2 separate regions of the Homo sapiens genome follow, and region 1 is linked to region 2. The links are chromatin loops, found by intact Hi-C in ENCODE. Cell type or tissue: GM12878. All regions are shown on one strand. Each heading gives the region's core, and the rest is flanking DNA. Links, peaks and the distances in the headings are about the cores only. Region 1 overlaps MACROD2 (mono-ADP ribosylhydrolase 2). Region 2 overlaps MACROD2 (mono-ADP ribosylhydrolase 2).

Evidence for each region. Peaks named below come from ENCODE experiments on the same cell type or tissue, not always from the same donor. Only the 100,000 strongest peaks of a DNase experiment are listed, where the experiment ranks them.
Region 1: a loop joins it to region 2, with 10 times the contacts of the local background. A loop is called at or near these places in 2 of 110 quality-filtered maps.

The regions. Positions count from the first base shown.
Region 1 is chr20:15,900,949-15,903,866 of GRCh38, forward strand. All of the region lies in intron 10 of MACROD2 (mono-ADP ribosylhydrolase 2), which reads left to right. All of the region lies in intron 1 of LOC613266 (a long non-coding RNA gene), which reads right to left. Among named protein-coding and RNA genes, the nearest start is that of KIF16B, 670 kb to the right of the region's middle. In GM12878, for the core only: a CTCF peak has its summit at 1,766 (motif pointing left); no DNase peak of the experiment used is centred there.
Region 2 is chr20:15,707,780-15,710,697 of GRCh38, forward strand. All of the region lies in intron 8 of MACROD2 (mono-ADP ribosylhydrolase 2), which reads left to right. Among named protein-coding and RNA genes, the nearest start is that of MACROD2-AS1, 780 kb to the left of the region's middle. In GM12878, for the core only: a CTCF peak has its summit at 1,414 (motif pointing right); no DNase peak of the experiment used is centred there.

The sequences.
Region 1 (2,918 bases), core at 273-2,772, 190 kb after region 2:
TGAGTAGACAGAAGAGCTGGTCAGTGAGTATATTGAATTTGAAACAAGAAGAGCTCCCTCCCACCAAAGACTCCCCTACCTTGCTTATTAATGCTTGAAATTCCTTTTAATGTGAACAAAATACTTTTGCAAGCAGAGATACATTTTTAAATGCATTGCTTGCATCGCACATCTAGCTGGGTTTGTCTCTCTCCTTTTTCCCTTAGGTTCACTCAGCACACTCTGCATGCCTCCCCACCCCAGCCCCCAGTTGCACTAATTCCAGTCCCAAAGGGACTTTCTTCCAGTCTGTCTTCATCTTCCTGATCTCTATTCCCCTTATCTTCAAGTCCAGATTCCCAAGAAACTACAGAAGGTCCACCATTTACAATGGTTTGATTTAGGATTTTTTGACTTGATGGTGTGAAAGCAATAGGCATTCAGTAGAAATCTTTGGTTTTGAATTTTGATGTTCTCCTGGACTCTCGATGTGATAGTCTTTCATGATGCTGTGCAGTGAGCCACAGCCCCCAGTCAGCCGCACCATCACGACGGTAAACAACTGATACCGCACTCTAGAGTGGCCTGTGTTGTCAGCAGTTTTTGGATATTGTTTTGTGTTTTCACATTTCATCATGTCTACAAAATGCCCATCTGTGCAAGTTAGGTGTATTAAATGCATTTTTGCTTACAGTATTTTCAACCTACAATGGGTTTATCAGGACATAGCCCCATCTTAAGTCAAGGAGCATCAGCAGCCTATCTCCAATATTTACACAACCACACATCTCAACCATTTCTCAATCTCTACTTAACTGTCTCTAAAACTTTAAGGAGGGTACCAGATTAGGTCAGGGGCATGAGGAAAGAGGTGGTCTCTAGTTATCGGCCCTCAGTTCAGAGCTTGCCACTGAGACAGTCATTGTTTGGTCCTCATGGTCCCTTGAGATCTGTTGACTCTCAGCTATTTCTGTAAGATTCTGGGACCAAGAATCTCTCTTCTGAGGCTGGGCTATTCTTACTGCCTGTAGTCTTCTTTCCCTGATAAGTGTTTCTCAAAATATGGCCAATGGAACCCTGGGGGAGGTCCCCCAAAGCCCTTCCAGCGATCCACAAGGTCAAAATTAGTTTTGCATGGAGCTGTGCTCCCAGAAGTCTCCACTCACATGGAATTCAGTGTGCATGAGGTCCTCTATAGTTGTGCAAAATGATGCTACTGCAGAAACATCCACTGCATCCTCCAACCACATCAGCATAGCTGCCCACCATCCAGTTTCTCCAAGCACTCATTCCACATACTTTTGTTAATGCCTACCATTTGACGGTGTAGGTATTGTTCTAAGCCCTGAACACAATATAATATATAATATATGTATTAATATATTATAAGCCCCTGCTTTCTTGGGGCTTATATTCTATATATAAAATAGAGGCCTCTACTCTCTTGGGGCTTTTATTCTAGGGTATGTGGCATTGGGGATTGGCAGATAAAAAATGGATACAATGTTTAATAAATTATTTATCTATTGCTGCCTGAAAATTTATCCTAAAGCTTCAACCAACGATAAGCAATTATTATCTCGGAGTTTCTGTCAGTCAGGAATTGGACAGTAGCATATCTTGAGGTTCTGGGCCACCATATCTCATGCTAATGTGTGACAGTTTAGGTCACAAAAGATGGCTTCTACCTTGCGCCCTCTCGGATCACTTGCTCTGGGGTAAGGCAGCCGCCATGTATGAGGACCCCAGCTCTGTGAAAAGGTTCTCATGGCAAGGAGCTGAGGCCCCCTGCTGGCAGCCGGCGCCAAGATATAAGTCATGTGAGTGAACCGTCTTGGAGTCAGATCCTCCAGTCCCAAGAAAGCCCCCAGATGACTGCAGACGTAGCTGACATTGTGACAACAACTTCATGGGAGACGTCATGCCAAGAGCCATGGAGAAAAATCAAGCAGGGGAGGAGCTAGGAAATGCCCAAGTGTGTATGAGTGTGGGAGTGAGCCTGTGTGTGTGGTGGGGGAAATTAGGAGACAGCTGGGTTGGGTTTTAAAATATGTTAGATCTCTCTGATTATTAAGTTTCTATTTGAGAAGAAACCTGAAAAGCATAAAGGGGTAAGCCAGGCAGCTCTCTGGGAAAAGAGTGTTCCAGTAGAGGAAACAGTAAGTGGGCCGGGTGCGGTGTCTCACGCCTGTATTCCAAGCCCTTTGAGAGGCCGAGGCGGGCAGATCACTCGAGGTCAGGAGTTCGAGGCTAAAAATACAAATACTAGCCAGACGTAGTGGCGCACGCCTGTAATTCCGGCTACTTCAGAGGCTGAGGCAGGAGAATCGCTGGAACCCGGGAGACGGAGGTTGCAGTGAGCCGAGATCGTGGCAGAGTGAGACTGTCTCAAAAAAAGAAACAACAACAGCGGAAACACAAAATGCTAAAGCCCCAATGATCGAGGCGTCTGACTTACCCTAATAAAAAGCAAGAAGGTCCATGTGACAGCAGCAACAGAGAGTGAAGGGGAGGAGAGTAACTGGAGAGGTCACTGGAGGCCTATCCTGGAGAGGGGTGGGTTCCGCACTAGAGTGTGCATGAGAATCACCAGAGGGTGTGTCAAACCCAGATTTCAGGGTCTCACCCCCAAAGTCTCTGATTCAGTAGGTTTGGGGGTGGGGCTGAGAATCTTCACGTCCAATAATCTTCCAGGTGATGCCCTACGATGGAGATTATATCTTGAGAATCACTGCCTTGGGCATTGTTGGCCACTGTAAGAACTTTGACTGCTTCTCTCAGTGAAATGGGAAGAGAGCATTTTAAGCAGAGATAGGACGTGCTCTAACTTATATTTTAAAAGAAATCTTCTGGTTATTGTGTTGAGAATAGACTGGGCTAAGGGAAGAAACAGGAAAGAGTTTATTGGAGCAAGGGATACTAATGGCTTGATCCAAGTA
Region 2 (2,918 bases), core at 124-2,623:
GTCTCAACAATAACAAAAACAACAAATACTTACAAAACGTAAAAAAAAAAATCCCTTTAGATATTTATTAGTGTGATAAGAAAGATGAGAAAGCAAATGCCATAGAGAATAGAGGGTGAAGAGCAAAGGCTGCATGGTGTGAGTGGTCACCGAGTTCTTCTCTTAAAGGCAGTGATGCTTAAACTCAGTTGTGGAGAGGGACGCAGTGTCACCAAGTTCTGAGGGAAAAGTGTTTCAAGCAGAAGAAGCAGAAAATGCAGTGGTCCTGAGATGAGAATGAGGAGCTCTGCACTTCTGCCAGAAGAGGCATTGTAATAGTATTGGAGATTTGAAATCGTTATTTTACTCAGGCATTTATTAATTAATATATTATTTATTCATCAAAATACATGTTGAGACTACTGTATATCATGGCCTATTCAAGACCCAGTTCCCCTGCCCTTGTGCAGCTTAGTTCCTGGTGGGAGACACAGACAATAAATAATACCCATAGTAAAAAGCAAATTATATAATTTGTAGGAAAATAAGGACTATGGAAGGAAGAAAAATTTGGGTAAGGAGGACCAGGAGCCTGGGGATAGGGAGGTCAGGGAGGGCTTGGCTGAGAAGGTGACATGTGATGCAACTGAGGGATGTGAGGGAATTAGCCATGCAGGTAGGGGAAAGAGCATCCTGGGAAGTGGGGACAGAGCACAGACATGCTGGAGAAACAGCAAGGAAGTCAGGGAGGCGGAAACAGAGCAAGTGAGGAGAAGATAGTGGGAGGTCTCACCAGAGAGGGAGCCAGACCCTGTTCAATAATGCCTCGACTTGAGCCCAGCATGCTGGCTCACACCTGTGATTTCAGCACTTTGGGAGCGAGGCAGTAGGATTGCTTAAGGCCAGGAGTTCAAGACCAGTCTGGGCACAATATCAAAACCCCATCTCTACAAATAAAAAATAAATAAATTAGCTGGGCATGGTAGACTGGACTTGGTGGCTCACACCTGTGATCCCAGCACTTTGGGAGCTGAGGCAGGAGGATTGTTTAAGGCCAGGAGTTCAAGACCAGCCTGGGCAAAATAGCAAGACCTCATCTCTACAAATAAATAAATAAATTAGCTGGGCATGGTAGCACATACTTGTAGTCTAAGCAACTCAGGAGGCTAAGATGGGAGGATCTTTTGAGCCTGGGAGTTTGAAGCTGCAGTGAGCTATGACTGCACTCCAACCCGGGCAACAGAGTGACACCCTATCTCTAAAAATAATAATAATAATAAATTCATTGAATAATGCCAGGAGTTTTTCTCTGAGAGGAGTGGATAGGTATTACAGGGTTCTTTGATGGCAAAGAACCGAGGAATCTTATTATCCCCACCTATAGGAAAAGCACCTAGGGAGGCTGGCTTTCCATGCAGAGGAGGAACCACCAGGGGGCGGTGCACCGCAAAGTCGGGCTGTGGTGGCCCTGCAGATGGCGGTGAACGGGAGGAGCAGGCTGGCTTTTCCAGGCTCCCGCTATCTAATAAGTGAATAGCATTGCTTTTCTGGGAAAATCTTTTTAAATGTTTTTTAATATAGAAGACTTTTAAAAACATTGAAATAATAACTGTACCTATAGGCCAGGTGTGGTGGCTCATGTCTGTAATCCCAGCACTTTGGGAGGCTGAGGTAGGAGGATTGCTTGAGACTAGGAGTTTGAGACCAGCCTGGGCAACATACTGAGACCCTGCCTCTACAAAAAATAAAAATAAATAAATTAGCTGGGCATGATGGCACAAGCCTGTAGTTCCAGCTACTCGGGAAGCTGAGGTGGGAAGATTGCTTGAGCCCAGAAGTTGGAGGCTGCAGTGAGCTATAATTGCACCACTGCACTCCCGCCTAGGTGACAGAGGGAGACCTCATTTCCAAAAGAAAAAACAAAATATATTATAATATTTATGAGGTATGTACAGAGTTTTAATACATACAATGTATTAAAGATCAAATGTGGATAATTAGCATATTTATCACCTCAAATATTTGTTTGTGTAGAGAACATAAATCCTCTCTTCTAGCTATTTGAAAATATATAATTGTTTACTGTAGCCACCCTATAATACTATAGAACACTAGAACTTATTTGTCCTATCAGGCTCTAATTTTGTATTCTTTAGCAAGTCTCTCACTAACCCTCCAACCCTACTACCTAATTCTCAGCCTCTAGTAACCACTGTTCTACTCTCTACTTCTATAAGGTCAACTTTTTTAGCTTCTACAGACTCTGATTTAAAAACGGGCTAATGATCCGTACGACACTTCTCAAAAGAAGACATACAGAAATGGTCAAGAAATATATTAAAAATGTTCAACATTGTTAATCACCAAGGAAATGCAACTCAAAACCACAATGAGGTATCATTTCACCACAGTTAGAATGGCTATTATCAAAAAGACAAAAAAAAAAAAAAAAAAACAATTGCGGGTAAGGATGCAAAAAAAGTGAACCCTTATACACTGTTGGGATTGTGAACTAGTACAGCCATTATAAAGAATAATATTGAGGTTCCTCAAAAAACTACAAGTCTAGATGGCTCTTTGACTTCCTAAAATGACAACAGCAAGCTATACACAGAATTAAAATATAAACATACTCCCAAAGCCATATATAAAGTACCTGAGGCAGTCCATAAAATTTTAAATTTCAATAGAGTACTAATTTAATCAGGGAAACTTTATCTACGGCATTTTTTGCTGTCTCCATTAAGCATGTTATATGGGCTCTCAGAACCCTGAAGATCTTCATCCAAAAGGGAAGTTATACTCTCATTTTATCTCTAACAGATGTGGGCATCAAGTGTTTATGGGCGTGAAAAAGGCTTTCCATTAAAGGAAACCCTGTCAAGTAGCAGGATTTTCTTTTATTATGTTGTTTTACACACAAAACATTTTTTTTGAAA